2 separate regions of the Homo sapiens genome follow, and region 1 is linked to region 2. Evidence: read pairs that join two places in POLR2A ChIA-PET (ENCODE). Cell type or tissue: CD4-positive, alpha-beta T cell. All regions are shown on one strand. Each heading gives the region's core, and the rest is flanking DNA. Links, peaks and the distances in the headings are about the cores only. Region 1 overlaps METTL8 (methyltransferase 8, tRNA N3-cytidine). Region 2 overlaps TLK1 (tousled like kinase 1).

Region 1 (16,351 bases), core at 1,665-4,164, 240 kb after region 2:
AAAATTCTATTTCAGATATGAGCCTCTGAATTTCAAAAAAAAATTGGGAGAAAATAGACAACAACAAGACAAAAAATAATACACTTTGACCTTGGGCTTGTTGTAGCTTTCCCTGGAAATAAGGTGTGCTTTCTCTCTGCAATCAGATGACAATGGGAAGAGTCTGACTGTGTTTGGGAACTGGTTTACTAAGCCTAAACAAATAAACAATTTTTTTTACTTGCAAAAAATGTCAAGTTACATTTTCTCAAAATTACTTGACATAATACTAACTTAATTGAATGCTTATAAAAATCAAGGAACAAGCAAAATGGTTAGATGTAATAAATTCAAACAAGCTTGAGCATATCAAGTTTTCAAAGCACAGAAAAAGGCATACTGTGCTGAACCACTTACATGTGCTTAAAATGCACAAAGGAGCTCACCTATGACAAAACGGCAGGAAATACAAATTCTCTTCTTTTTTTCTCATTGTCTTTTGAGAAACAATAGACTTACAGTAGTCCTTGAATAGCACAGTCCTCTGGCTTTGTACCTTAACATGTTACAAAGTTCAGTCTTGTGAAAGGAGTGTAGATACCATATTGGAGCTATTCTGAGTCTGGTGCAATGGTTTCTGGAATTTGCCTTGAATCCACACTCGGTGCATTTTCACTTGTTTTTTCCTATTAACTTGTAAGCGGCGATCAACCAGATTTTGCTTTTCATCTAAACTGGCTTTGCAGAACATACTGTGGACTTCCCCTGTGAGACAAAAATGGCAATAAAAGATATGACATGTGACTAGAGATGGGGGAGGTCAGGAGTAGAACACTGATGGAATAACTGACCATCTAAATTTCATTTATACAAGAAACACTCTCTAGAACAATTTGGTGAAGGAAACCTGTGAAACCAAGCGAGTTTCTTCTATTTCACAAAAATACACCATGCATATAAAAATACACCTGTTTACAGACTAACACGGCAGACATCAACAGATATATAAAACTATTGGTTGCAGCTTTCAATATTTTGAAAGGTGCTCCCTTTCTGAGTTTTTGTTGGTTTACAGAAACCCAAAACGGCAGATTATAAAAGTACTCACATAAATTTGGGGAAATCCTTGAATGCAGCATTCACTTGGTACTGTTAGAAATGCATTTTTAAAAATGTGAAATTGGTTGGGCATGGTGGCTCACGCCTGTAATCCCAGCACTTTTGGAGGCTGAAGCAGGCAAATCACCTGAGGTCAGGAGTTCAAGACCAGCCTGGCCAGGGTGAATCACTTGAGGTCAGGAGTTTGAGACCAGCCTGGTCAAATGGTGAAACCCCTTCTCTAATAAAAATACAAAAATTACCTAGGCGTGGAGGTAGGTAATCTCAGCTACTTGGGAGGCTGTAATCCCAGCTACTTGGGAGGCTGAGGTGGGAGAATCGTTTGAACCGGCGAGGTGGAGATGGCAGTGAGCTGAGATTGTGCCACTGCACTCCAGCCTAGGCAACAGAGTGAGACTCTGTCTCAAAAAAAAAAAAAAAAAAAAGAGAAATCAGCTAGAGATAAGTAATTTTCCTTCTTTCTATTTTGAAAATGTATTGTTTTTTTAGACATAAGATTCACTCTGCTGCCCAGGCTGGAGCACAGTGGTCCAATCATAGCTCACTGTAGCCTCATCTGCCCCAGCTCAAGTGATCCTTCCACCTTAGCCTCCCAAGTAGCTAGGACTACAGGTATGCACCACCAGACCAGCTAATTAAAAAAAAATTGTTTTGTAGAGACAGAGTCTCATTTTGTTTTCTAGGCTGGTCTCAAATTCCTGGCTTCAAGCAATCTTCTCACCTTCATCTCCCAAAGTGATGGGATTACAGGTGAGCACCCCTGTGACAGGCCAAGATAAGTAATTTTCTATAAACTTATCAAATGTCCTCCTTTGGCTGTGGCTATCATCAATTTTTTTCATATCTAGGCTAACAATATCTCCAAAATGGAACAGCCTTCACCTTCATCTGGGTATGAGGGTAAAACAAGAGACTTTAAAGCAGTTTAACTGGAAAAAGATTAAACAGTAAACGGCCATTTTCAACCTTTTATGTAGACCAGTAATAAGCATCAAAGTATGAAGACATCTAATGCTTAATCAATGACTGAAGCCTCAGTTTCATAGCTTCTGAGCTATAATCAATGAGATAATAACTAACAAGAACGATTATGACCAATTATTTCCTTTTGTAGATTAGCATACCTTTTGTAAAGAAATATGCTCTGGTACCATCTCCTCGAACATAAAAATTTTCAGATAAACAATGTCCTGAAAAAAATTGTGAAAAGAGAAACTCTTAAGGGTATTCCTTTAAAAAAAAACAACTAAATACTTTGATGTGAAATATAAACAAGGCATTCTTTAGAACATTTAAAAATAACCTCAAACTGAATATACTATTACCCTTTTTAAAACGAAGCTGAGTCTTATCATATCTTCCATAGTCTCGAAATAACAGCATTCCCCCAGGTTTCAGTAACTTGGACAGTCGGTTTACAACACCTTGCATCCTTTGGAAACAAAGTATTAAAAAGATACCCAGTTTGTAGAAATCTTGTTTTATATGCTGGATTTAACTTTGTTGAAGACAAAATAAGAAAAGCTTGATAAGGCCAAAGAAATCTAAACCATAAACATAAGGGTAACAAAAATAAAAATATTTTGTAAAGAAGAAAAAACCAAAACCAACTTGCTAAATGACTAGATTCAAAAGTCCTAGAGTATCAAGAAATCACCCAAATGATCAGAGTGGTAACTTCACAGAGCTTGACGTATGATGTCAAAGCTAAACTTCAAAACCACAGATGTTTCCTGGTACTTACAGAAAATTAAGGTAGTTCTGAGATAGACAACAATGGAGTGTGCTTCATTTTCCTTGCAAGATAAAAAATATGCCAAAGCCATCCCAAGTTGTACATATCTAAAGAGGGAATATCTTTCCTCCAAAACGAGCTCATTCTCCTTTTCTTTATTTAGTTCGGAGGTACCACCATTTACCTCATGAAAGAGAAATTATTTTTCTTCCACTGTCCTCTCCATGTGGCCATAAAATTCTATGTCCTCTTTAATTTTTATTTTTAATGACATCTTTGATATTTCCTGTCTTTTTTGTTTCCCATTTGTACTCCCTTAGTACCAACCCCTATCTCCTTAGGCCTGGAAACAAATCTGCTTCCTAACACGCTGTATTATTCTCCCTGTCAATCCTTCCTGCATGTTATCGATGAATAATTCTGCTTAAAATGATAATTTTGTCAAATCATCTCCTTGCTCAAAAACTTTCATGATTTTAATCCATAGGATAAAATTTCAATTTCTTAGTTGAGCTCTTAAGATCTCCTACTACTGACCCCAATTAATCTTACCAACAGCTTTCCAATCTGAAGCAGCTCCCCTAGCCAAACTGTCATGCTTGGCCCTGAGCAGCCTCTGCCTTTGCTCACATGGTTTTTCCTCAAAGAATTCTCTCCTCCTTACTGTCTGCCTATTTAAATTTTATTCACATTCCAAGCCCTAGTTCAACAGCAGGGAGCCTTTGCTTTTCTCCTTTACTGTTTATTCTACTTATTTGGCTTCCAGTCAAATACAATCCCTTATAGCTGCTCTTGATTTAGTGTTTTTGGCTAAGTGTTCATGGCTTTATGTGTGATTATGGGCCAGGGATGGCATAGATTTCAGATCTCATATTAATTCTGAGTGACAGCATCGGCTGCCTACAGAGCTCTGAGAAGGACTCATAAAGCTCATTGCGAGTTACCGAGTACAAAATCGATTATCAATGTCTGCCATGGGCAGAGAATGGTAAATGGCAGCTTGTGTGCTAAGTCCTTGTCTCTGCCTTATCTAAGCTACTTAAAGCTGCTGAGGTTTTCTTATTTGAAAAAAATGAAAAGTTTGAATCAGATAATCTGTAAATTCCTTTCAATTAAAACACTGTTCAGTGGAATAGTAAGGTAAAACTCAGATTATGTCATGTTATGAAGGAAGCAGATACTGAGAAAATGAAAGCAACTATAAAACAAGAAAGAAGTAGGACAAAAGGAGGTGGCATGATTAGGTGAAAAGTCCTTTTAAAAAAACTAGCACATAAGGACATAAAAGAAAAAAGAAACGTATTTTTTGTTTATTTTATTACAGGTTATTTTCATACTGTGCTTATATCATAGGCTTTGCGAATGAAAGAAAATCATATCTAAACCTTAAAATATTCACTTTCAATATAAATATTTTACGTACATAGCAAAATCTTTCTGTAATTATTAGTAAAACAAGTATGAAACTAAAATGCAGAAAAATAAACAATCGAACACTTTAAAATGTAGCCACCTCCTCCTGCAAATTCTTTCCTCTCAGCTATCCTTTAATGTCTGGGGTTGAGGATAAAGGCAAGGAACGGGAGCTACTTTTCTTGCTCATCTCATCTTGGTTCATAGTGCAGTTCCCGAGCCAATTCCTGAGAACTGCAGGTGGGAGTGGGCTGGGGGTGAGATGGACAAGACAGGAATGGTATGAAGCCCCTTTTCTTTCTTCATCCTACTTGGGCCAACTCTGCTGTCTTCACTTATCTCTGGATAGAGGGAGAGGAGAAGGAAGAGATAAAAAATGTATTGACTGCCTGCTTTATGCTTGGCTCTGTAATATTTTGTATTTTCATTTCAGTGACAAGAAGGACAATTCGCTCTTCTTTTGTAGCCACCTACAATTTATTCCCATTTAAGCTGGGTCCTCCAGACTCAAGGTCTAGCCAAATTGCTTGCCATTTGCTTATGCCTGAATTTTCCAAGCTACCAAGATGCTACTTTTCTAGAACTTTTCTGGGGTTGAATCTACTACTATAGTCCTAAGTGACACTATAGACATTGCCTTGGTTTTAGTTTTTTCTTTTTTTGAGACAGGGTCTTACTCACTGTCACCCAGGCTAGAGTACAGTGGCGTGATCTTGGGTCACTGCAACCTCCGTCTCCTGGGTTCCAGTGATTCTCCTGCCTCAGCCTCCAGAGTAGCTGGGATTACAGGCATGCAGTACCACGCCCAGCTAATTTTTGTATTTTTATCATTTATTTATTTTTTTGAGACGGAGTCTCTGTCTTGCCCAGGCTGGAGTGCAGTGGCATGATCTCCACACACTGCAGCCTCTGCCTTCCAGTTTTAAGCAATTCTCCTGTCTCAGCCTCCCAAGTAGCTGGGACTACAGGTGTGTGCCACCACAGCCAGGTGATTTTGTATTTTTGGTAGAGATGGGGTTTCACCATGTTGGCCAGGCTGGTCTTGAACTCCTGACCTCAGGTGATCCACCCGCCTTGGCATCCCAAAGTGCTGGGATTATAGGCGTGAGCCACAGCGCCCAGCCTTTTATTTTTTTTTTGAGACAAGGTCTTGCTTTGTCGCCCAGGCTGGAGTGCAGTGGTGCAATCTCGGCACACTGCAACCTCTGCCTCCTGAGTTCAAACGACTCTCCTGCCTCAGCCTCCCAAGGAGCTGGGATTATAGGCGCCCACCACCATGCCTGGCTACAGGAGGCAGAGGTTTCACAGTAGAAACGAGGTTTCACCATGTTGACCAGGCTGGTCTGGAACTCCTGACCTCAGGTGATCCACCCACCTCGGCTTCCCAAAGTGCTGGGATTACAGGTGTGAACCACTGCACCTGGCCTTTCTCTTCTCTATAACATTCAATTCAAATCATGAGAAAATACATTATCTGAACTAATTTCAAATAGTCTTTTTGTGGTTATATGTAGAATTTAGATGTTTCTTGTTATGGGTGTCAATGGGGAATCTTGTTCTCTATCCACCTCTCCATCCTTTTAACTGTTCATATAAGGAAACCAAACACATAGATGACAACTTTCTATTAGTACCTGAACAATGCCTACAGTCTAAACAGATTAGCAGAAAGAAATAGGTTATAGAAACTGGGAGGAAACAGTAGCTTCATAAAACCTGACATACCTCACTAGGTGCTAAAGTATCTTATTTCAGATTTATTTGGAAATGGAATTTGTTCTTCTACAAGTAATCAAAGTGCTCATTTCTGAATGGGAAGTAAAAGAACTGTAAAGGGTCCTAGTGGCCTTTTAATTGCAAAGAAATAAGCACATGGTAACTCAGTTTCTATGGAAAAGGGTCACACTCATCAAACAAAAAGTGGTTGACGCCAAGTCTGTATCTTCCACCAGGGAACTGTGAGAACCCAATTTTAAGAAACCTTATGAAAGCACAGACCTGGTACTTACCATATGTACCCTTTAATACATAGAAGATGGCAAGATTTAAGAAAGGTAATCATTCTAATTGCTGGTAATATCTCTTTATGTTTTCTCTCTGGAGAAAAGCTATGTTTATAGTTTTAAAACACTGTATGAAACTAAGTCATAAATATTTAAATGATGGCATCAGGCTAACCTTAGATCATAAAGGTCCAAGGATAATCTGGCAAATCTTAATAACTCCTGATTCCCTAGTGTGCTTCTTTAGAACAAAATTTTTAAAGCCCATCAACAGGCCTGTGTGAAGCCAAACAGATCCCAAGCCCACCTCTTCATGAACATTCAGGAAGACACTACACTAAAGATGTTTGTTTCTGATCACCAAGTACAATTTCCCTCTTGGGAGTCTATTAGGTTGTTCTGAATTTGTAATTTCCTTGAAGCACTGTCACTTTTAATAGGTATGTGTCTTGCCAGAATATGCTCACTTCATTCTGACAGTGACAGAAAGCTCATTAATGAAGTAGTCTGACCAGTTTCTGTCTAAAAGTACGAAGAAAGGAAAAACTGCCTTTAAAAGGCTGTGTATTATACATAATGTTGCTCACTAAATAATAAATTCAAAAATTGTCATTTTTGCTTTGATAGTTCTGAAAACCACTACTGATAAAGGAGCTTTACACATCCACTTTGCCCTTTCGTCTTCATTTACCTGTCAGGATGAATAGAAGAGAGCACAAAGACAAGGAGAATGACATCCAGGATCCCATCTGGAAAAGGGTAAGGTAAGCCATCATCACATACATCATGAACAAAGGCAAAACACTGGGTTGCTCTGTAGGACGAGTGTGACTGTCATGATAAAGGAACAGAAAGCAAAAAGAGGACTTAGTAGACTTCCGGGATTTTTTTTTTTTTAAATAAAAAGGTCAAATTTTTAACCTTTTCTCCCAAAAGCCTTTCCTCTGTCAGTCTGAACACTTTTTTCCAATTCAGTATTGTTAGCTTATTTCAAGCTGCCCTAAAAAAATTAAGGCTAGCTCTTGGCCTTGATAACAAATATCCTTCGCAATCCCTCTTTAACTTTAAAAGTAGAGGAGGGTAGGCTTTCTGAGTTAGTAGACAGTGTTGTTAGAGGCCTGCTCTGGGTTGCTGTTTCTGAACTTAAAGAGGTTCTGTTTGGACTACGATTATTCATGGGCAGGCATACATTCTAAATTTTGTAGGTCAGTACCCTTTCTGGTCATTTCTTGTGTGTTGTTGGCCTTTCTTTCTTTCTTTTTGAGACACAGTCTTGCTCTGTCACCAGCATGGAGTGCAGTGGCGCAATCTTGGCTCACTGCAACCTCCGCCTCCTGGGTTCAAGCCATTCTCCTGCCTCAGCCTCCCAAGTAGCTGGGATTACAGGCACCCACCACCATGCCCAGCTAATTTTTGTATTTTTAGTAGAGACGGGGTTTCACCATGTTGGCCAAGATGGTCTCGATCTCCTGACCTTGTGATCCGCCTGCCTCGGCCTCCCAAAGTGCTGGGATTACAGGCGTGAGCCACCATGCCTGGCGCTGTTGGCCTTTCATCTTTTTTTTTTTTTGAGACAGTCTGCTCTGTCACCCAGGCTGGAGTGCTGTGGCACGATCTTGGCACACCGCAACCTCCACCTCCCAGGTACAAGCGATTCTCGTGCCTCAGCCTCCCAAATAGCTGGAACTACAGGCACGTGCTACCACAGCCAGCTAATTTTTTTATTTTTAGTAGAGACAGGGTTTCACCATGTTGGCCAGGCTGGTCTCAAACTCCTGACCCCAGGTGATCCACCCACCTTGGCCTCCCAAAGTGCTGGGATTACAGGTGTGAGCCACCACGCCCTGCCTCTAGTGATCTTAAAATCAAAACAACTTTTATTGTTCTGGGGTAATACCTTAGGCATCAGTTGGTATGATTCCCAGGAGTAGCATACCTTTACGAGCTCCACAGCTCCAGAAGCAAAATCACAACAATACAGAAAGGACTCCGGAGAGTTCCTATGAAGATGGAAGAAATATTTATTTATTTTTTTGGAGACAGGGTCTTGCGCTGTTGCCCAGGTTGGAGTGTAGTAACGTGACCATAGCTCACTATAACCTTGAGCTCCTGGACTCTAGCGATCTTGCTTCCTCAGCCTTCTGAGTAGCTAGGACTACAGATGTGCCTCACCATGCCCAGCTAATTTTAGATTTTTTTGTAGAGATGGGGTCTCACTATGTTGCCCAGGCTGGTCTTGAACTATTGTTCTCAAATGATCCTCCTGCCTCAGCCTCTCAAACTGTCAGGATTATAGGTGTGAGCCACTGTGCTCGGCCAGAAGAAATATTTATATCTGGAGTCTAGAAATACTCAAACTAGAGAAGAAAGGAAACTGTAGGTCTGACTTGTTAATAAGTTATTTCCACCCCCGCCCCTCAGCTTTTTTTTTGAGACAGGGTCTCGCTCTGTCACCCAGGCTGGAGTATAGTGGCACAATCACGGGTCACTACAGCCTCGACCTCTGGGGCTCAAGTGATTCTCCCGCCTCAATCTCCCGAGTAGCTGGAACTACATACAGATGTATGCCACTGTGCCTGGCCAATAGGTGGTATGATTTTTAATTGGACTCTTCTTAACTTAAATATGTTCTGTTTGGCCTTTATCTGAAATTCAGTAATGATGGCTGGACCATGGTTACTTAAGGCAGCCATATACTCTGAAATTTGTAGACTAATACTCCTCTTGATTATACTGTGTATGCTGGTATCAAATAATCCTTGCATCATGTTGCTTAGTACCATGTCTGAACTACAGAAAGAGGTCAGCATGTCATTAAACAGTAAGGATGGTCCTGGCTCTCATGGGTTTTATAGTCTAGTTGGGGACATAATTGGTTTTATACAACTTCTACAGGGGTGTCAAGAGGGTCAGCACCCTGAGGTATAAGTCTTAAAATTTCTGAAGGAGGAGGATGTATTGTTAAGTGAGGAGAAGGGGAAATGGTTGAAGAGTTTAGAAGTGGGAGTCACATGCCAGGGATGAGAAGTAGCACTAATCCTGAGAGCCCAAACTGGTATATGGCAGGATAAAAAGGTGGGCCTTGAAGCATATCATTAAGACTTCTAATCTGACTCAAGAAGCATTCCAAGCAAGGTGAACCTCTAAATAAATATGGAATTTATTTAGCTAAATAAATATGCATTTAGCAAAATCTGACCCAGGTGCAGGTTATACTCTTTTTTTTTCTTTTCTTTTTTTTTTTTGAGACCCCAGAGTTTCGCTCTTGTTGCCCAGGCTGGAGTGCAATGGTGCAATCTCGGCTCACTGCAGTCTCCGCCTCCTGGGTTCAAGCAATTCTCCTGCCTCAGCCTCCCAAGTAGCTGGGATTACAGGCATGTGCTACCACGGCCGGCTAATTTTGTATTTTTAGTAGAGACAGGGTTTCACCATGTTGGTAAGGCTGGTCTTGAACTCCTGACCTCAGGTGATCCACCCACCTTGGACTCCCAAAGTGCTGGGATTACAGGAGTGAGCCACCGCACCTGGCCTCAGATTATATTCTTAAAGGCAACTCATTGATGAATAACTATGATAACATATAATTCACTCATTCTATGGCACTAGGGATTTGCATTCAATTTAAGATCTATCCAAATAAGTTAAAGTATGATTAATAGGATTTTGTTATGAAAAGCTAACCAGTACTGAATCAAAGTTAAAACTCATACTGCTTGGTCTTTTCTCATCTGTCAAACATAAAAATAGCACTTTACTTCAGCATGTTCCCCTGTTTTTTTCTGATTAAATCCATATAATTGTGACTTGTAATTTGCTGGGTGTTTGAAATGTATTTGAAATGTTCTCAGTAAACACTCAGCACTATGTGGCTAATGGTTAAGGGCAGGGGCTTTGGAACAAGACTGCCTAAGGTTTGAGTCTCAGCTTTACTACATAGTTGCATGACCTTGGGCTAGTTGCTTAATCTCTTCTTTAATTCAATTCCCTCATCTTTAAAAAAAGAGATAAACATGGCATCTAAGATGGTTGTTTGAAGTGAATGGATTCTTATAGCTAAAGTTTCCAGAAAGGTGCCTGATTCAGAGTAAGCACTCAATAAATGTTAGTCATTATTATAATTGTTGTTGCTATTATTATCATCACTATTATTATTAAAGGAGATTGTTTTTGCCTTCCAGGAGCTTAAAAACTAACATAGTCCTCTAAAACAAAACAAAACAAAACAAAACAAAACAAAACAAAAACCAAAAAACTTCCATATAGTTCAAAATGCTTTTCTGGACACTGGTATGTCTAGCTCATTATAAAAGGTCTGCAGTCTACCTTTGGGCAGTAGTTACCACATACCCATAAGATATAGAACAGTCTACGAGCTAAAGGAAAGCATGTGCCATATGCCATGTGTCCTGCCACGGTGGCAGCATGACCTCTAAGATGGAATTCCCACTGTATCAGCAGCCCAAGGTGATGTCTTGTGACCACCCAGTGACTTTCCAGAACCTTTCTGTAAAATCAGCTGACTACCTTGGCTCTTCTCCCAGCAAACAGGTGTAAATATCACTACTACCACCACACCACCAAGCACTCTCTTGGCAGGGGTCTATGAATTAAATGATCCTTGGAGAATGATATGACCTCTCCATTTCAGAGGTCTAATTATGGTAAAATATTCTGAAAATGTAAAACATTAATCCTACACTCTCTAAAAGTAGTAAAACATAATTTCTTAAGCAGAAAAAAAAAGTCTAATAATTCCTTTGGAAGGCTAATCACTGGTTGCCTTTAAAAGATGAATTAATTATCTGAGGTTATTGAGCTACAGTAATTTCTAAAACATAGGTATGAGGCAAAGAAAGACAGAGCTAAGAAGAAAGAGTTAGGGAGTGAGGAACCAAGAGCTTGCAATTATAAGCTGAAGGGAGAAGCAGAGGTGAAAAATACAACTAGCAAGTGGGGGAATGAGAGATATTAATCAGGCAATATGTATTGAGCTCCAACTAAGCTGTACTGTTAGGCAACCTGGGAAATCAGATTAGGATAAAATATGCCCTCTACCTTAAGGAATATAAAAAGTGGTCGGAGAGACAAGGCATAAATAAATGACATGCTAAATAATACCTTGAGATCAGTCATAAAGTAACACACAATCAACTGCCAATGTAGTGTATTTACGTGTATTATAAGCTCAGAGACCACTGGGGTAAAGGAATATGGCTATGTGACATAAGCAAGTTTGAAATTTCAGCCCAGAAACTAGAAAAAGGAAAACAAAACTAACAAAGACACAAACAGAAAGGACATTCAGAACTGTAAATTTACCAGCATCACCCAGGCCTGGCCACATTAACTGGTTATTAAATGATAGTAGGAAACTACTCACTATTCATTATGTTAGGTTTATAATAATATTAGAGAGTATACTGAGTTTTGGGAGATATATCCTGAATAATCAAGGATAAAGTATCATGATGTTGGCATTATATTGGTAATTGTTGAATTGAGGTGTTAGGCATATGGAAATTCACTGTACTCTTTGCTTTTCTGAATGTTTTTTAATTAAAAAAATTTTTTTTGAGACAGAGTCTCTTGCTCTGTCACCCAGGCTGGAGTGCAGTAGTGCGATCTCAGCTCACTGCAACCTCCACCTCCTGGGTTCAAGCAATTCTCCTGCCTCAGCCTCCCGAGTAGCTAGGATTACAATTGTGCACCACCACACTCAGCTAATTTTTGTATTTTTAGTAGAGACAGGGTTTCACCATGTTGGCCAGGCTGGTCTCAAACTCCTGACCTCAAGTGATCTGCCTGCCTCGTCCTCCCAAAGTGCTGGGATTACAGGTGTGAGCCACCGCACCAGGCCCCAGATGCTTTTACATTTTAATAATAAAAAGTTTAAAAGATCACATCATTTAAAAATATGCATAAAGACTGAAAGGAATTAAAACAAAAATTTTGTCAGTGGCTATGTTAGGATGATGAGTGATTCCCTCCCTCTCCTTTTCCTCTAATGGAAATGTTCTGCAACGTGCTAATGCTGATTTTATAATGGAAAAATAATGTGAACTTAAAAAAAATGTGTAAACTTAAAAAAGAATAGAGCTTGGCAGATTGGCCATAGATAAAAGGTGTTTGAAGAGTTTTGTGTGTTCATCATGGAAAAAGTAAAAGACACAGGTGAAATGGTGAACAGGAAGGGTGAGCCTGGAGCAAATCTCTGTCCCTGTAGTCAAACTCTGCTTTTTTTTTTTTTGAGACAAAGTTTCGCACTGTTGCCTGGGCTGGAGTGCAGTGGCGCATCTCAGCTCACTGCAACCTCCACCTCCTGGGTTCAAGCAATTCTCCTGTCTCGGCCTCCCGAGTAGCTGGGATTACAGGCGCCCGCCACCACACCCAGCTAATTTTTTGTATTTTTAGTAGAGATGGGGTTTCACTATGTTGGCCAGGCTGGTCTCGAACTCCTGATCTCGTGATTTGCCCGCCTTGGCCTCCCAAAGTGCTGGGATTACAGGCATGAGCCACCACGCCCGACTGCTTTTTTTTTTTTTTTTTTTTTTTTAGACGGAGTCTCACTCTGTCGCCCAGGCTGGAATGCAGTAGCGAGATCTCGGCTCACTGCAAGCTCGGCCTCCCGGGTTCACGCCATTCTCCTGCCTCAGCCTCCCGAGTAGCTGGGACTACAGGCGCCCGCCACCACGCCTGGCTAATTTTTTGTATTTTTAGTAGAGACGAGGTTTCACCGTGTTAGCCAGGATCGGCTTTTTTGAGTCTTAGGATTAGTTGCTGCTACCTCCAAACAATTTTAAGCCTAGACACAATGATTTGGCATGCAAACATCTTACATAGGGTGTTGCTTCAGAAGGGATGACAAAATGAGGCTTAAGTTGTAAGCTTTACATTCAATTGTCTATGTGTAAAATGACATCTAAGTATCTAGGGAGAGTAAATAATCTCTGAAGTTTAGCAGTTCACAGCTCAGTGGAAGGATGAAATCACTTCCTCTTTTTTTTTTTTTTTTTTTTTTTGAGACTGAGTTTTGCACTTGTTGCCTAGACTGGAGTGCAATGGCGCAGTCGGGTCACTGCAAACTCTGCCTCCTGGTTCAAGCAGATTCTCCTGCCTCAGCTTCCCAAGTAGCTGGGATTACAGGCATGCGCCACCATGCCTGGCTAATTTTGTATTTTTAGTAGAGGTGGTGTTTCACCATGTTGGTCAGGCTGGTCTTGAACTCCTGACCTCAAGCGATCCACCCGCCTCAGCCACCCAAAGTGCTGTGATTAAAGGCATGAGCCACCATGCCCAGTCTGCTTCCTCTTTTCTTATTCTCTCATCCATATACACATAAGCTTAAAAAATTACTTCAAAACAATGATGGACAACCCATGGCTACGAAACACTATTTTCAGAGTAATTCCCAGTTCACATGAAAGTAGACATTGAGATTAAGACATTTCTTTTGAAATTTGCTTGAGCCATTGTTCATATAAGAATTAGAAACACTACTGGCATACACGTGACAATATTTTCCCAGAATTTCTCAACATTCCATAAATATGTAAAATTCTGTAGAAAGAAAACTCTTAAAACTCACTCCAAAGTGTTCAAAATTGGAAACACACTATTTCCAGCTCCACAACCAACCTAAAATCAAAAGAACAAGCAAATATCAAAAAAAGCAAGGTTAAATTTTTGTCACCAATGTCAGATCTCCTATTAAAGAAAAAAACAATTAGACTTACTGGATCTCTGGGCACAGGATAATTTTCTAAACTCAAAAGCAATGAAATAAATCACAGGAATAAACACTAAGAAATCTGACTATGGAAACATTTAAATTTTTTACACACCAAAACCCAAAATAAACCAAATTTAAAAATAACCAATACGCTGTGAAGAAAACTGCAATGAATATGATAAAGGGCAAGGCTCATTAGGAAAAAAAAAAAAACAGATAAGCAGAGAAAATAAATGGACAGAACAAAAAAGAAGTACAAATGATTCTAAACATTTGAAGTATGTGACCTACTTAGTCATCAAAGAAACGCATATTAAAACAAGGTACAATTTTTGTCTAACAAAGTGGAAAACATTAAAATAATACTTCAATCAATGAGGGTGTGATGAAACAGACATACACTGTCATGGAATGGTATTAGTACAACTTCTTAGAAAGCAAGTGGGCAATATGTTTTAAAAGTATTAAAAATCTTCATAAATTATGAACTAGAAAATCTAACCTAAAACAATAAAAGAAAATGCAGGTAAAGGCTATACCCAAAATGTTTGCTTCAGAAAATCTGAAAACAATTAAAATGCCCAGTAGTGTGAAAATAGATAAGTAAAATTATAGTACTCCACATAGTAAAATATTTTGTAGCCATCAAAATATTTACAGAGAATTTTTAAAGATAGTGAAAACTGCTTATGATGCCATGTTAAATAGAAACAAACAAAACTTAGAATACATGTACAGTAATAAAAGAAGAAAAAGGTCAGCCAGGCACAGTGGCTCATGCCTGTAATCCCAGCACTTTAGGAGGCTGAGGCGGGCGGATCACCTGAGGCCAGGAGTTCAAAACCAGCCTGGCCAACGTGGCGAAACCCTGTCTCTACTAAAAATACAAAAAAATTAGCTGGGTGTGGTGGCAGGCGCCTGTAATCCCAGCTACTCAGGAGACTGAGGCAGGAGAATTGCTTGAACCCGGGAGGCAGAAGCTGCAGTGAGCTGAGATGGCGCCACTATACTCTAGCCCGGGCAACAAGAACAAAAGTCTGTCTCAAAAAAAAAAAAAAAAGAAGAAAAAGGTCACTAAAATGTTAACAGTGGTGAAATCCTTTGTTTGTAGGATTGGTGATAAATTATCTCCTTGTTAGCAAATTTTCTATAATCAATATACATTGCCTTTAAAATAAGAAAGACAGGGTTTAGTTTTAAAAATAGAAAACCAAGGTCTACACCAGATTATAGCAAATTATATATCTCACTTATTTCTATTTCATCTAAAAAGGGGTAATAACAAAGAGAGTAAAAATTAAGGCCAAAGCTTCATTGGTACTTAAAACTGCCCTCAGATTAAAATGAAAACAGACAATTTTTTTTTTTTTAAAAACCAGCAAAACCAGATTTAAACCACAAACTTAAAACTTGACTGATTAAAGACATGAGTCCCTTAGATATTATTTATGCACAGAAGTACACTGAATGCTTATTTACATTTGATAGTTTTCCACCAAAAAAAATCTGGATTTTTAATAAAATAATACAGAATGTACATTTTCAAATTATTTGTCACCTCCCATTTTTGTCCCTTGAGCACAATACCTCTAGTATCCTGAAAGTGGCATTGCTACCAGGAAACAATCCAGTCTCCATAGGTCCTTTTTTGTGTTTTTCAGAGTCTAGGTTGGAAAAATCAGATTCTGTTTTGCTTTGACCTTCTGAAGAACCAGAACTTTTCTCATAATGATTTTTTTCATCAGGCACAGTAGGACAGTGCATTCTTGAGAAACGATTTGTAGCACTAGTTTTTACATGATCCCATGATGATTCTCTCGCCTTCTCTTCAGGTTTTTGATCAACTGGAAGAATTTCAGGAAATTCCCTCAACAGCCAATTACGATCCTTGAAAAACTTATTCTTATGAATCTTGTAAAATGTGTCCCAGTATTTACTAGCTTCTCTCTCATACTTAACTAAAATAAAGAGGAAAAAGAAAGATTTATTTTACTACGAATTATATTTACTATTAGCTACTGTCTTGATAATTGTTAAACATATACATTATCATTTATAACAATTATATTTACAAATGAATAACTTTAATATTATAATATTTTAATCTATCTGATAAAAGGTTGAAACTACAGAGCTTTAATTCTCTCAAAATGTGTCAAAATGTGGGATATTTAGTCCTACCCCTGTGAATCTGCTTTTATCTTAATAGTTTAGCCAATTTTTGTGAGAAATATAATCACTGCAAACAACTTTCTAATTTTATCTTAACAATCACATTGTTACCAATAAGCTGTGTGGTTTTTTATTATCTTAAAGAAAGGTCCAGGCGCGGTGGCTCATGCCTGTAATCCCAGCACTTTGGGAGGCTGAAGC
Region 2 (16,351 bases), core at 8,479-10,978:
ATGACCATATTTCTAACTCCTTCAGGTATTCTAAAAAATTTAAATAAAGGATGAGTGGCCCTGGTAAACTCTCTTCTCTGGTCCTCTGATAAAATTTTTATCAGTCCTCAAATCCACAACCCACTCACGCTTCTTTCCTTTCAGCTGATAACCTATTTTCACTGTGAAGTAAGAGAAAAAGTTATCAGATATGCAAGTTCATCTACCCCAATTCAGGGGAAAGATGTTCCTAGTCCTGTCTATGAATAACCCTGCCCAACCAGGGTCTGGATTTCACCCATTCATTCCTCCTCCAGGAAAAGATGTGTGGTTTTATTTCTCTTTTCCCTCTCTCTTCAGCACTTTGTCTCCATCACAGCTCTGCTATGACTCTTTCCTTAGCACATGATATGTCAAGCCTGTCTGACTCTAGATACTGTCTCCCTTCCTTCATAGTCAAGGTTCTGCCAAAAGCAGTCAATATTTGCTGTCGCTATTTCCTCACTTTCTAATTTCTCCTCAATTAACTACAATCTGGCATTTTGTTCCCATTAATCTACTAAAATTAAGTCTAAGTGTCAAATTCTTAGTCACTTTTTACAGTCCCTATCTTAAATGACTTCTATGACATTTAATTCCACTTACTATCACTTTTGGGTCTCAGGATCCCTCTGTAACTTTTAAAAAATTGTTAAGGACCCCAAAGAGCTTTTATTTACATGTGTATAACTATCGATATTTACTATTTTAGGATTTTAAACAAAAACATTATAACAATAGAATATACAAGTGTAAAAGAATACAAATGAATAAATCAGAGTGATGATATCACGTTATACAGCTTCTGGAAATTTTCATTGTGAATTCATGAGCTAATGAAAGTTAAAAAGTCAAATAATGTGTTGGCGCTTTTATAAAAAACACTTGACTTTGTGGACTCCTTGGAAGAATCGCAGGGGACCCCTAGAAATCCTCAAACCATACTCTGAGATCTGCTTATCTACAACCAAGCCTTTTTAATTAACACCTATGCCAAAGACCCCTAGGTCTTCTTATGTAGCCTGACCTCTTTCCTGAATTCCAGATATCTTCTACTGTGCCATCTACACTTGTTATCTTCCTTCTGTGATGCCCATCTCAATCAAAGGCACTCTAGCTAGATCCCTTTGAATCATCTTAGGCTCCTCCCTTTCCTTCTTTATGCTAATTCCAAGTCATCAAACCCTACTGATTCTACTTTTTAAAAATCTAATGAAATCTGCTGGGCTTGGTGGCTCACACCTGTAATCCCAGCACTTTGGAAGGCCAAGGCAGGCAGATTATGAGGTCAGGAGTTTGAGACCAGCCTGGCCAACATAGTGAAACCCCGTCTCTACTAAAAATACAAAAATTAGCCGGGCATGGTGGCGCACACCTGTAGTCTCAGCTACTTGGGAGGCTGAGGCAGGAGAATCGCTTGAACCTGGGAGGCGGAGGTTGTGGTGAGCTGAGATCACGCCACTGCACTCCAGCCTGGGCAACAGGCGAGACTCCGTCTCAAAAAGAAAAAAAAAAAATCTAATGAAATCTAGAAGCTTGTTGGAAATGCAAAATTCTACCCCAGACCTACCGTCATAAACATTAAGTGATTCATTCGCACAGAACAGTTTGAGAACCACAGCCTTGGGTGGTGATAGTCTCAGTAACCAAAGTTAGAGAATCTGAAAAAGGCAGAGCCCAAACAGCAAACTTGAAAATACTAGTTAGAAGTCCTCTTATCTCAAGTTTTTCCTCCTAATATTAAACCTTGAAGGTTATAGAGTTTTATAAAGAAGGCTGTATTCCTTAATTAAGTGATCTTCCTAACTTGGGTTTCATGTCCCTCCAACGCAATCCTCTACATTCCATCTGTGGGAGCCTTTCACCTCTACTTTGTCTTTTGTTTCCCCTGTTTCAATGGCTCTCTACCTGAAGTCCAAATTCTTTACTATGAAATACAAGGGTCTTCAAACCTGACCCCTGCCTACCTTTCACCATTCCTGCATATAGTCCCTCTACCAGAAGTTTGAAAACCAGTGGAATCACTGAAGCAGCTGGGTATTTTTTAAAGCTTTTCCGGAGATCTAAAGAGCAGTAGTGGCTGAGAATCACTGTCCTCTCTTAAACCAAACGACTTGTCATACTCCCACATAAAAGCAAACACATATCCTAGTCCCTCTGTATACCTTCTTTTCATACTTCACTCTGTCTTATGGGATGAATTCACAGCCTCTCTTAAAAACTCGACTATCATCTCTTCTTTGAAGGAAGACCTCTTTGCTTCCTTTCCCCTACAGGCAAATGGAATTGGTGGTTTCTTGCGCTTTGCTTCCATAGCATCTTGTGCTTCTATCTGTTACAGCACAGCCTACACTGTCATGAGGCAGACTGTCTAAATGTTTGTTCTACTAAACACTGATTTCATTTGAAGGCAGGGATTGTATCCTATTCATCTTTATATTCTCTGTGATTGGGCAGAGACTAAAAGTTAATAGATATGCAATAAATGTTTACTGAAAATATCCTGAATTTTTTGGAGCCTGCTGAATGGACCAGGAGTGATGTAAAATAAAACAAAATCAAAACAATACCTTCTTACCTACCATCTTCTTTTATTTACGAGAGGAAAAACTTTTTCATTCTATTTAATTCCACATTTAGAAAAAAAGATTCATATATAAAATAAACCGCATACAAACTGAAATAAAAATTTCACTTGAAGTAGATTAATCAACTTAACAATGACAATTGGATGCTTTCCAGTTTTAATAGTAAGGGTAGAAGAAAACAAGAGGATTCTGGATGTCTGAAAAAGAGTACTGGGTAGGAGAAAACGAAGTACAGAAAAGGGATTGTGGTGAGTTAAAACCATCACAAATCCTAAGAGGGATTCAACAGAAAATGTCCAACTGGTGAACTACAATAGGGTATGCATATTAATTATATTAAAATATGGATATAAATTTCAGGAATCCAGGGTGGGGTAAGGGTGGTAGGAGAAAGCAATTTTTTTTAAAAAAAAAGTAATAAACTGTCTGGGCACGGTGGCTTACGCCTATAATCCCAGCTATTCAGGAGGTTGAGGCAGGAAAATTGCTTGAACCTGGGAGGCGGAGTTTGCAGTGAGACGAGATCGCACCACTACACTCCAGCCCGGGCAAAAGAGTGAGACTCCATCTCAAAAAAAAAAAAAAAAAGTAATAAACCTTCCAGTACTATTTGCTCCCAAAACCAAAAACTACTATTTTAACAACTGTAGTAAATTGGAGAATGGATTACCAAAAGAATAGTGACATCAGAAGACAATGAAATACTTCATAAACTTTACTACTAGGAGTACTAGGAAAAACAAAAGTACTTCTATCCTGCAACTGTTTCTTCTCATGTTTACTTAATGATCTATAAATATCTGTATTTTGATATATATAAAATTTCACCCCAAAGGAATTCATTAATTATCAACTATACAGATAAAACCTGGGAATCATTTTCCAGATAAGCAACTCCTTAAATGGAAAGATACACTAAAATAATAATAATAATAATAATAATAATAATGGTAATAGTAATTATTTCTTTGAATCTTAAGGACAATGTATAATCTGTAGTCATTTCTGTGCCACTAGACTTAACCATTAATTTGTAAAACTCCAAGACAGAGAATGCAGAACAGCAAAAGTCAAAAGATTTTTCTTTTTTTTTTTTTCTTAAGACAGGGTCTCACTCTGTTGCCCAGGCTGGAGTGCAGTGGCACAATCATGGCTCATTGCAGCTTCGACTTCCTTGGCTCAAGTTACTGTCCCACCTCAGCCTCTCGAGTAGATGGGACTACAGCCACGTGGCACCATACCCAGCTAACTTTTTGTGTTTCTTGTAGAAATGGGGCTTTGCCATGTTGCCCAGGCTGGTCTCGAACTCCTGGTCTCAAGCAATCCTGCCTAGGCCTCCCAACATGCTGGGATTACAAGCGTGAGCCCCCGTACATGGCCCAAAAGATTTTTCAAGATTTTCTACTGCTGCCCCAAATGTCAAAACTTCAATACAGATAAAGCTAAGTATATCCAATGATTAACCAAATTGTGTTTCATTTCAAATGCCAGTATGGTCTTTTAAGAAACAAAAACATGTTTTAACTAAAAATATAGCCAAAAGTGATCCTTGGGATCTTTAAAGGGAAGCTGAATTCTCTTATAGACTAATTCCTCTGAAAAAATCCAAATATTAAATCTATAACTTATATTTGGAATATGGGTACCTATAAAGAATGTATAACTGTGATAAGTGATCTAACTTTCACCATGTTTTGCTTTTTTAAAAAATCTATCAAAAATATCATATTTAGTGAACAGAAAAGAGAAATATCTAACATTATTTTATTGCTCTTCATAACACAAATGTCTATGAAACAGGAGGCAGGTGAAATTACTAAATATTCCCAATTCTGGGAAAATATCAAGAAATGTTCCAAAGTCCAGGAAATATAAAGTGAGAACATTCTTGATACACTTTTTAAAAAACTTTGACTAGAGCTAAACCTACAATTTTCAAAGGCTTAGTATAAGTATGTTAATTTTTTAAAAACTAAACTGATAATCTGATGCTACAGGGGCTACTAACGCTTACCTCAAGGGAACCTACTGCAGATAAAGTCCCGTCACTTGCACAGTCCTTTCAGCTGCCTGCCAGTTGTTTCTGTGGAAGGGAAAGCCTGATGAGTGAGAGCCCTATGCCATACTCCTTTGTAGTGTCAGGGTGCCTGCACAGAACTGCACGAAACTGTCTACCTAGAGATTTCTAGATGCTTTCAATAACACAGAGCTAAAAAGATGCCACCTTTGAAGTTCCCTTTCCTCTGAACAGTGAAACAAAATGCCTAAGAGTTTCTGAGTGCTAATGAACTACTGGTATTATCAAGTTGATAGGTCTATACTAACCAAGTAGAAAAAAGTCTATACTAATCAAGTAGAAAAAAGACAAAAATGGATCAAGTAGAAATAAGACTGACGGGAAAAATACACACACACACACACACACACACACAAGTGACAGACCTGTTATCATCCAAGGAGAGAAAAGGCTATACCCACAAGAGTCAAGCTGTAACATCAACAAATGAATGCTAAAACTCACGGAACTTCCTGTCTACCCATTTTTAAAAGATGTCATCAAGTATATCATGCTCAGGGTAAATTATACCATGGATCCAAATGCCTGCTTGTAAAATCCCAGATATTTTCTTGGTGGGATCAGTAAGTGGGTAAAAGGGGGAGGGATTAAGAGGGGAGGGAATTCTTCAGATTTTTTAAAATACGAAAAATGAAAACCAGCAGCATGATTCCATAAGAAATTCTAAAAAGAGGGAAAAAATGTGTATCTCAGAAAGTACACAAACTCTTACTAAGGATCAAACTAAAAGGAAAGAATAAAGAGAAATAATAGAAAACTGGGAAACCCAACATACTTAAGAACCTCCTTCCTCTCACAGAACTATGAATGGCTAATAACTGTCTCCAGTAAGAATATATACATATCATTCATTTACAAGTTCAGCTACATAACCAAAGAAATTATATTTTCTTTCTAATGCCAAATGCAGTCTTCAATCTGAATGTTGTGCTTCATAAGGCAGAACAAAACATTCCTATAAGAAACTTTAAAAGCATTAACCTTTAGCAAAAGAACTGATGAAGAAACAAAATACTAATTAAAACGGTGATTCCAGCTTTTACTTTAATAGCACCATATTTAAAATGAAATTACTTACCTCTGATTCTTTGTCACTTAAAGATCCCAAGCTTCCAAAACTGTGATTAGAGCTTTCGTTATTTGTTGAGGCCTGTTAAAGATTTTTTAAAAGGTAAAAATTAGGAGTAATTTTTTTAAAGCAGCGGGAATAATTTTAAACAAACATATTACAAAGTAGATAATCTATCTTCATAAATAAATAAAGTATAATTCCTTAAAACAAGGAAGCCAAATGAGGTAAAAATAAGAAATACTAAATTCTTAACACTATATACTTTGAAAAGTTTTATCAAGTCAATAAAGTTCTGCTGTGTTTTAGGAACTGACTTCTATTAGCTGGTTTTTTAAATCCCAGTTCAAAAGCAAAGGAACTGGGCCATTGTTAGGATGACAAGATCCCTAAAATTATTACTCAATGTATTAAAAACTAATGCTACCTTTGGCTGAAAGTATTATTTGGGCTCTTCAGGTCCCTTCACAATTATCAAATTCCATCATGTCTGAAACACACCTCTTTGCCTTTCTCTGTATTAACAAACTGTCCTGTTTTTCTTTTTTTTAAAATTTGTTTTAACTCTATCTCTTCAAAAACATCTTTGACCATCTCGACCATTTTAATTAATTGCTTTGCTCAAGAATTTCTCCATTTCCTTGACAATATTTTTGAACTGTAACAAAGAAAGAGCTAACATTCTGTAGGATGATGTCTGCTTTGTTTCCAATACGCTTCTATGATACTTATTATCTTGTGCACTTTTTTGTACCATCAGTACATCAGATCATAGTCTTCCAGAAATGCTTAGACCAGGTGGCTGACAGATTATGGCATATATGTCAAAGATGATGCAAGAATTAACATTACATACAGGCAAGCCAATTGATATCCTCATGTTTCACCTCACTTGTAACAGGAGTGGCTGCTAATCCTACTATTAACAGGTTGCCAGTTAGACTATAATTATATAATTGAAATTAGATTAATTTCCAAAGTGACAACTCTGAGCCATTGCATACATGCCCAGTACTATGCTGGATACTGTAAAAGCTGCTGTCAACAAAGGATAGCGCTTGAACTAATTACAATTCAAGTAGTACTTGGAATAAGTTATAATCTAATTATGGCAAGATTATCAAATTTGAAACAGCAGCAATTAAGAAGTAATACATTAGAAAGATTCTGGGACAATAAGGGCAGTGGCAAAGTGTTTGAGCATCTGTAAATACCCACCAAAAAAATGTATAAAACTAAATAGTAAACCAAAAACCCACAGACTGTATTTACAACAAAACTAGGTGACAAGAATCTCCATGAATCCCCCTCAAAACATCAGATGGAAACAAGTCAACAACAACCATAGATAATGTATGGTATCATTATCAATATGGGAGGAAACAGAAAGAAACAGATGTCTGATAACCGAGAACAAAAGACACCTAAAACAGCCAACAAGTTAGGTACAGAAGCTAGGTTAACTTAAGTACAGAAGGGTTTTGCACTTTCAATTAGTGACTAAGTGGGAGGAGTCCACGGTTACATTTAAAAAGTGAGAGCAGTCTAGCCTCCACGAATCCTTGAAACGGATCTTTACATAACAGGGTGGTACAATGAGTACAAATTACTGGGTGTGGAATGAAAATTGAGTACTATATAGGTACAATTACAATAATGGAAAGAGAATATTCAGATAAAGAAGGGAGGGAACACAGCCTAGCAATCTCAGAAAGCAAATGCCACAGTTTTGAAGCGTGCCTAAAAACAGCAGTAGAGAAAGCCCTGTAAGAAAAGCCATCCTGAACCACACCAACCATTTAAGTGTTCAGGAAATCCAATTTCACATGAAAGTAGGCAAAAGAAAATTATGCAGGTCATAAAGGTATAAGAAAAAATAAAGTAAGATACAGAATAACATCCAGATAATAAAAGCATACCAGGAACACACATCCACAAAATAGGTAAAAATTGTAACCTACTATTTTAAAATGAACTAAGAGATATTACAAAAAGGACTCAAGACATGAAACAACTATATAAATCAGATTTCAAAAAACTCGGAAATAAGGTAACAGAACTCAAGAAAGCATTAAAAATAAAAGTTTCAGAAATAAAAAGTATATCTGAATGAACCCAAGAGCAAATATATACAGTAGATAATGCTTTAAGATAACCAGAAGGCAAAAAACAGGGACATTTTTGAAATCAAAAGAAATGAAGAGATGAAAAGTATTTGAGAGTAAGCTACAGCTGATGATGAAGCAACAAAGATCAATATACAGATAACAGAAGACCCTAAAAACTACTAAAGCCAGAAAATAGTAAAAACTGTAATTCAAGAAAATGTCTCTGATGGCTGGGCACAGTGGCTCATGCCTGTAATCCCAGCACTTTGGGAGGCGGAGGCGGGCAGATCACCTGAGGTCAGGAGTTCGAGACCAGCCTGACCAACATGGTGAAACCCTGTCTCTACTAAAAATACAAAATTAGCCAGGCGTGATGGTGCACACCTGTAATTCCCAGATACTTGGGAGGCTGAGGCAGGAGAATCACTTGAATCTGGGAGGCAGAGGTTGCAGCGAGCCAAGATCACACCATTGCACTCCAGCCTGGGCAACAAGAACAAAACTCCATCTCAAAAAAAAAAAGAAAAAAAAATGTCTCTGACATTTTCAGTTGTCAGTCTCTTGTTGTCAGTTGTTGTTTTTTAAATGTTCAATTAAAAAAATTGAAACTACTGACAGAGCACCATGCACACCTAGGAATAACAACCCAGAAAGCGAACATCAAAGGCAAACACTTTATGCCAGACAAAAATGGAGTGACATAAGCTATTCAAGGAAAGAAAATAAAAGCAAAGTGTTTTATATTCAGTAAAATCCATTTTAAACACATGGAAAGCATAGATAAACGGTTACCAAAAATGCAAGCAATTAGGGAACCCTGCTCCCATGAGCCCTTCCTAAAGAATCTACTACAGAACAAGCTTAAGACAACCAAAATGAATAGTTTACCAGTCTAAGAACTGAAGGCAAGCAATAATATGACTTATTGTTGATCAAGATTAAATGATAATGACAAGGGAGAGGATATAATATTTAATGACTAAATGCATGCAAAGTTAATAGTACAGTATTTTTAAAACTAGGGGATGGAAAGCATACACAAAATAATTGTTTTCAGTACCCACTTTGTTCACTGTGCTAATGTTATTTTGAGACAGCTATGTGTGTGAAATACAGAATAAAGTAAAATAATTAAGGGATATCCAATTCTATCCTCTGCTTCGTATCTTCGAATTTCATAATTCACAGTATAAAGATGCATATGAAAAAAACCTTATAATCCTGAGTTTGAATAGGAAATATCAATAAAAATTCATGAAATATTTTTATCTTTTAAAACAAACAATAAAAATATAAGTAGGTAGGTAGATGAATAAGATTCCACCACCAGTAAAAACAGAATACCTTATTTTCTACAGATAACTATATATAAATCCTGGAAAAAAAGGATTTAAAAAAGCCACTACCTGAACCAAAAGTAGGCAGAATCTAAGTACAAGACAACACTTAGAAGAAGGGAACAGAGGCTGGGTGCAGTGGCTCGCGCCTGTAATCCCAGCACTTTGGGAGGCCTAGACAGGCAGACTTCTTGAGGTCACAAGTTCAAAACCAGCCTGGCCAACATAGTGAAACCCCGTCTCTACTAAAAATACAAAAAACAGCCAGGCGTCATGGCGCATGCCTGTAATCCCAGCTACTAGAGAGTCTGAGGCAGGAGAAATGCTTGAATCTGGGAGACAGAGGTTAAAGTGAGCAGAGATCGCACCACTATATGCCAGCCTGGGCAACAGAGCAAGACTCCGTCTCAAAAAAAACAAACAAAAAAAAAAAACAGAAAAAAAAAGAAGAGGAGAAGAAGGGAATAGATCTGGGTAGGTTTCCTGTTTTTACAGCTTTTGCTGAGGGGAAGGTCCCGGAGATCAGAGCTGCACAAACAGCAGTTGAAACCCAGATCAAAATCTTTAGTCTTACTGGCTTGAAAAACAAGAGTTTCAAGCTTCCAAAGAGGCTGCAAAGTAAGGAGGGATACGCTGGAAAATAAAGATCCACAAAGGGAGAGTCCCAAATTCTGCATATTAACTCTGCCTACTTCTTTGGCTGGTCAGTGATCTATGCAAAAACGGAGCAGACGATAAGCAGCCTAGATAAGACTAAAACAACTAGCAGGGATGTCAGTGCTGCCCTCTGCAGGGAGACATAGCTTAAATTTCAGTCTAGCCAAGTTAACTGCCTCCTAAAACAAAGAAAAACAAACAAAAAACAGTCTCCAAAGTCACTGTAATGTGTCATTCACAGCGTGGAGGATACAATAAAAATTTGTAATCATATGAAGAAACAAGAAAAAGTGACCCATACTCAAGAGGAAAGACAATCAATAGATACTAATCATGAAGTAACACAGATTTGGAATCAGCAAATAAATAACATAAAGCAGCTAATATAAGTAGCTCAAACGACAAGATTGGAAATTTCAGCAGACAAATAAAAACCGTAAAAAGAGCTGAACGTAAATTCTACAACTGAAAATTTCACTCTCTAAAATAGAAAACTTACTGAATGGGCTTAACAGAAGAATGGAAAAAGAGTACTGAAGATAGGTCAAGAGAAATTACTCAAACTAAAGAACAGAGAAAAAAATATTGAAAAATAGTGTCTGTTGGACACCATGAAGCAGTCTAAGATACATGTAACTGGGGTCATAAAATGAGAAAAATATGCAGAAAAAAATATTTGAAAAAATGACAGCCAGAAAAATCCCAAAATTTGGCAAAGACATTAATTTACAGATTGAAGTTCACTCAATCTCCCAAGCAGGATAACTACAAAGAAAACCACACCTACGCACATCATAGTCAAACTGCTGAAAAACCAAAGATAAAGAAAACAATCTTGAAAGCAGCTGGAGAAAGTACACATGAGAACAAAAAAGGATAAAAGTAACAGTTGACTTGTCATCATAAATGCTGGAGGCCAACTTCACTCTGGAAATAGTGAGCTAGGAGAACTCTGTACTAAGATGCATAAGGCACAGCTGAGAAAACAGAGAAGGTTAAGTAGAAAGTCTACACTAAAGAGACCCTTAGGCCCTTTCTTGTTCTCAATTCTAAAAAGTTAGCAGCCAAGCTTTTACTCCACAGGTATGAGATGATAAAAATCTCTCTCTGGGAGATTCTATAAGTCCCTCAGAGAAATGACTTAACTAGATCATCCTACTGCAAAACCCATCCATGGCTGGGTATGGTGGCTCACACCTATAATCCCAGCACTTTGGGGGGCTGAAGTAGACGGATGGCTTGAGCCCAGGAGTTTGAGACCAGCCTGGGCAACATGGTGAAACCCTGTCCCTACAGAGGAAAAAAAAAATTAGCCAGATGTGGTAGCATGTACCAGCAGTCCCAGCTACTCAGGAGGCTAAGGTAGGAGGATCACTTGAGCCCAGGAGATAGAGGCTGCAGTGAGCTGTGACAGTGCCACTGCGCTCCACCCTGAGCGACTGAGACCCTGTATCAAAAACACCCCAAAAAACAAAACCCATCCATCAGTCAGTAAACCCTGCCCAGTTACACAGTTTCCAGTAAGTGTTTAAGTGCCTAATGCACAGATATGAACAAAGTCCAATATCACTCAAAAAATTCTTCCAGAACTGGAAAGCATGTTTCTGGATTGGAAAGACACATTTTTAAAAAATCAAGCACAATGGCTTAAAGAAAACCAAACCAAGATACATCAGAATAAATAATTTCAAATTCTAGAGACAAACACAAGCTCCTAAATAAAAGCTTCGAGGGAAGAACAAATAGAGTATTTACAAAGAATCAGGAATCAGAATGGCATTGGAGTGTGCAACAGTAACACTGGAAGCTAGAAGACAATGGAACAATGCCTTCAAAATTCTGAGAAAATGATTTCCAACCTAGAATTCTACCCGTCAGATACACTAAAAACAAAGTGGGAGGAGGAAAATATGCAAGGTCTCAAAAATTTCACTACCCATATATCTTTCCTCAAGAAGCAACCAGAGAATCTGCTCCACCAAAAACAAAGAAATAAAGCAAGAAAGAGAAGATATGGGATACATGAAATAGCTCAAACACAGGACAGACACAAAAGTCTCCCTGATCCTATGATGATCTTGGCTCACTGCAAACTCCACTTTCCGGGCTCAAGTGATTCTGCCTCAGCCTTCTGAGTAGCTGGGATTACAGACATGTGCCACCATGCCCGGCTACTTTTTGTATTTTTGGTAGAGACAAGGTTTCGCCATGTTGGCCAGGCTGATCTCGAACTCCTGGCCTCCCAAAGTGCTGGGATTACAGGAGTGAGACACCACATTTGGCCTGGCTTTGAAATTATGAACATGAATTGTGTGTCTTTTCCTTCTTGATTTGTAGGAATTCTTTCCATATTCAGGACATGAATCTATGGTTTGCCTTTTCACACCTTACTGTGTCATTTCAACGTAGTTACATTTATCAAATGTTTTTCTTCTTGGCTACTGCCTTTTGGAACCTATTTATGAAATCTCTGCCAATCTAAGGTAATGAAGACAGTCTATTCATTTTATTAAAGTTTTATTGCTTTACCTTTCCCATTTAAATCTACAATTTACTTGAAATTGATTTTTCTATCATGATAAGAGTTCAAAGTGAAGAGTTATTTATTTTCCCTTATAGATATCCAATTGATACAGCACATCTATTTTAACGATCAACTCTTTCCCACTGCACTGCAATATCACCTTTGTCATAGATCAAGTTACTATTTACAGATGGGTCTACTGCTGGACTTTATTCTCTTTCATTGGTCTATTTTTCTATCCATGTCAATATCAGACTGACTTAATAACTAACTTTCTCTTTATTTTTTAAGAGACCAGGTCTTGCTCTGTCACTCAGGCTGGAGTGCAGTGCAGTGGCATGATCATAGCTCACTGCACCCTCGAACTCCTGGGCTCACGTGATCCTCCCGTTCAACCTCTTAAGTAGCTGGGATTACGGGCACAAGCCACCGTGCCTGGTTTAATTTTATCAATAATACCACAAAATATTCTTGATATCTAGTAGTATAATTCTCCCAGCTCTGTTATTGTCCTTTAAGGCTGCCTAGACCATTCTTGGTCTTTACATTTTTATATAATTTTGGAATCAGCTTGTTACTTTCCACCCTCCCCAAAATCCTGCTGGGATTTTAATTGGTATTGCACTGAAGCTACAAATCGATTTAGTAAGAACTGATAGCTTTATAACATTGAGTCTTCCAATATTTGAATATTGCATCTCATTTACTAAGGCCTTTTCTGATTTCACTGTTTTACAGTTTTCAGTGAAGATGTCTTGAGTATCTTTTGTAAGATTTATTTCAACTTATATTTTTATTATAAAGATTTAATAACATATTTATATTAACAATTTTTAATACTGTATATGGTACCTTTCTAAAACTTCATTTTCTACTTTCTACTTATTTGTTGTTGATATGCAGAAAATATAACTGGTTTTAATATATGATTTATAATCAATGACCTTAACTAATTTACTTATTAGTTTTAATTATTTTTAGATTCCTTGTGATTTTTCTCTAGATCATAATCATGTTATGGGGATAATCTTTATTTCTTGATATGAGTGCTGCTTACATCACTGTGTTCAGTTTGTGAACATTCATTGAGTGTACTTATGATTTGTGCATTATTCTAAATGTAGTGAGGAAGAGAACTACTTATCGCCTATGCTATTTATTTGAACGGTTTTTTGCTACAAAGTCATCAAATCCTTGGGATTTTCCTAGGTATTCACTTTCTAAAATCATGTATTTAAAAAGGTTAAATTTCAGTATTAATTCTTTGGAGACTAAAGCTGGTAATATTTCCCCATAGATAAGCACTCATTTATTCTTAATGCTTTTTATACCAGAATTCATTCTCTATCAATAAAAATATCTTTCCTAGCTCCACTATAACTCCACTTTATAAGGCTTTTTATTGGTAATGTTGCCAAAAGTTTAGTAAAAAGAACAATATTTAAACTAGCAGACACAATAGTTTTTTACTAAGAAACTATTAAAATTAAATTGAAAATTAATTTCCTCAGTCGCACTAGCCATATTTTAAATCCTCAGTAGCCACATGTGGCCAGTGGCTACTATTAGGCCATACAGATACAAAAGATGGCCATCATATCAGAAACTTCTATTAGACAGAGTTGCTATAAGATAGGGGATCAGCAAACTATGGCCCTCTGCCTGGTTTTTATATAAAGTTTTACTGGAACAAAGCCATACTCATTTCATTACATATGGTATATGTCTGCTTTAGTACTAAAATGGCACAGTTGAGTAGTTTTGATAGAGACCACATGACCTACAGATATTTAGTTACCTGGCACTTTACAGAAAAAGTTTGCCGACCTCTGCTACAGACATACGAAAATCACAAAAATCAGTGCTTGAGTTCAATGCTTGAGAGGAGCTATATGGGTTAAGAGGGAATATTATATTTCAACAATAGATGCCCCCATCTAACCAGACATAATCTAGTATAAACATTCCTTGCATCCCTAAAAAGCATTAACTGTCTTAAATTTGGGATTTGAAAGTCAAGTCTTATGATTCAGAACACAGTAAACATTTCCCATTTTAGGTATTCAACCTCCATTCCAATTTCATGACAGCAACATAGTTTCTTTTTAGAAAACCATCCTGTCCTTGTATTTTTGGTAGGACTGGAAATCAACCTGCCCAGCAACTAGAGAAATTCTAAGGAGGGTCCTTCTCCCATACATAATCTTTACCCATACCTATAATCGAGAAACAAAGGGGAAAATTAATCAACTCTCTTCCCCAGAAGTTTGAATCTCAAAGGAATGATATAATAAGCATGGGATGGCGGGGGGGTGTCTTTGTTGTTGTTGTTGTTGTTGTTGTTGTTGTTGTTGTTGTTGTTGTTTAGACGGAGTCTCACTCTGTCTCCCAGGCTGGAGTGCAGTGGCATGATCTCGGCTAACTGCAAGCTCCGCCTCCTGGGTCCATGCCGTTCTCCTATCTCAGCCTCCCGAGTAGCTGGGACTACAGGCGCCTGCCACCGCGCCCGGCTAATTTTTTGTATTTTTAGTAGAGACAGGGTTTCACCGTGGTCTCAATCTCCTGACCTCGTGATCCGCCAGCCTCAGCCTCCCAAAGTGCTGGGATTACAGGCATGAGCCACTGCGCCCGGCCGTCTTTTTTTTTTTAATCCACTGGAGATCCCACAATCAAAAGGATGAGCAGTTTCTGTTGCTTCATCACCCAAGGTTGCCCTGGTTCCTGTGCAACTCTGGTCTTCCAGGCTTCCAAATCATTCTGTGAATTGACTGATATTCGATCAATAACTTCCCTTCTTTGCTCAAGGTAGCTAGAGAGCTGGGGTTTATTTCTGCCAAAGAAAAAAAATCCATATTGTTTTGGCAAAAAATCTGGAGTGGACAAAAGTAGAAAACGAAGTCAAATGTCTTAAAGAAGACTTGTCCATCAATGACATTCACTTTCACACTACATATTTTCACTATGACCAGCTGTAGGCAAAACTGTAAGACAGACTAAGTTTTGGTTACCATCCACATTCTTATCAGCACCACCACTACTGGCTCTCTGTAGTTGTCAATTAATTCTAAATATTAATCAAAGTGTTCAGATTTTAGCTTGTAGCTGCCATCTCCCCAAATATCTCTTTAGTTCACTAATATCCCAAAATATCTATTTACTGTGCCAATAGATTTAATTAGAACACTTCATATTTTAACATGTTTTTTGAAATGTGGGTTAAACCTGCAAACTGTTAAGACCACCCTCCTACCCCCATGGACAAAATGATGAATATGTCCACCTGGAAGTTACCAAACTATGCTTGCTCTGCTGTGGTTACTACTAGAACAGACTAAAAGCATCTGAGGGCAAGGATTTTGTCCTCTGTCTACAAACCAAGGACACTAAATGGAACCTTACACATGAGTACTTTAAAGTATATGCTAAGGAAATGAAGCAACTAGATGGGTACATTTTTTTTTACGTGATGTTAACAGGTTAGAAGTTAGGAAAATTAGTAAAATAAACAGACACTGGCCTTATTTTCAGTTCCAAAGAGCTTGCTGATACTGGGCAGTGCTAAGAACATAATATTAAAGCAAGTCCAGAAGGACCACATGACTCCATGTAAACTCTAAATGCAATTCAAAATTTTCCCCCAGTACTCTTAAAAATATATGCCAGTCTCAAAATTAGCCTCCTACTGCCTAAGTCTCCAAAGTTTCTGAATCAGGATACACTGTTTTGATTTCTTATAATAAAAGGATTTCATTCCCCCAAAATTGAGGACATAACTAAAGAGTAGACACAGAGCTAAGTGCTGAGACCATTAAAATATGCCACACAGTCCTTTGTCTTCAAGAGCTTAGTAGGCTAGTAAGAAACAAATAATTAAAATGTGATGGGAAAAATTTTGTCTAGGTACACACAGGTGTTGAAGAGGGACACAGGAGGTCCACCAGATTTGGATTTGGGCAATTAGATGGAATGAGGT

The links. Peaks named below come from ENCODE experiments on the same cell type or tissue, not always from the same donor. Only the 100,000 strongest peaks of a DNase experiment are listed, where the experiment ranks them.
Region 1: POLR2A ChIA-PET joins it to region 2 with 11 read pairs; 3 of 35 experiments call an interaction of 5 or more read pairs at or near these places.

Annotation. Positions count from the first base shown.
Region 1 is chr2:171,323,619-171,339,969 of GRCh38, forward strand. METTL8 (methyltransferase 8, tRNA N3-cytidine) reads right to left here. Exons shown (of 10, transcript NM_001321154.2): 4 at 15,566-15,936; 5 at 13,835-13,884; 6 at 8,186-8,249; 7 at 6,941-7,080; 8 at 2,424-2,530; 9 at 2,223-2,288; 10 at 1-744. The coding sequence ends at 554. Among named protein-coding and RNA genes, the nearest start is that of METTL8, 100 kb to the right of the region's middle. RefSeq lists silencers at 361-655, 13,221-13,280 and enhancers at 737-836, 2,668-2,717, 3,212-3,736. In CD4-positive, alpha-beta T cell, for the core only: no CTCF peak of the experiment used is centred there; a DNase peak (open chromatin) is centred at 2,803; H3K4me3 peaks cover 1,145 bases; H3K27ac peaks cover 1,030 bases.
Region 2 is chr2:171,077,020-171,093,370 of GRCh38, forward strand. It overlaps TLK1 (tousled like kinase 1), which reads right to left. Exons shown (of 21, transcript NM_012290.5): 3 at 5,762-5,833. Among named protein-coding and RNA genes, the nearest start is that of TLK1, 76 kb to the right of the region's middle. In CD4-positive, alpha-beta T cell, for the core only: CTCF peaks have their summits at 9,996 (motif pointing left) and 10,196; DNase peaks (open chromatin) are centred at 9,442, 9,972 and 10,692; H3K4me3 peaks cover 635 bases; H3K27ac peaks cover 1,387 bases.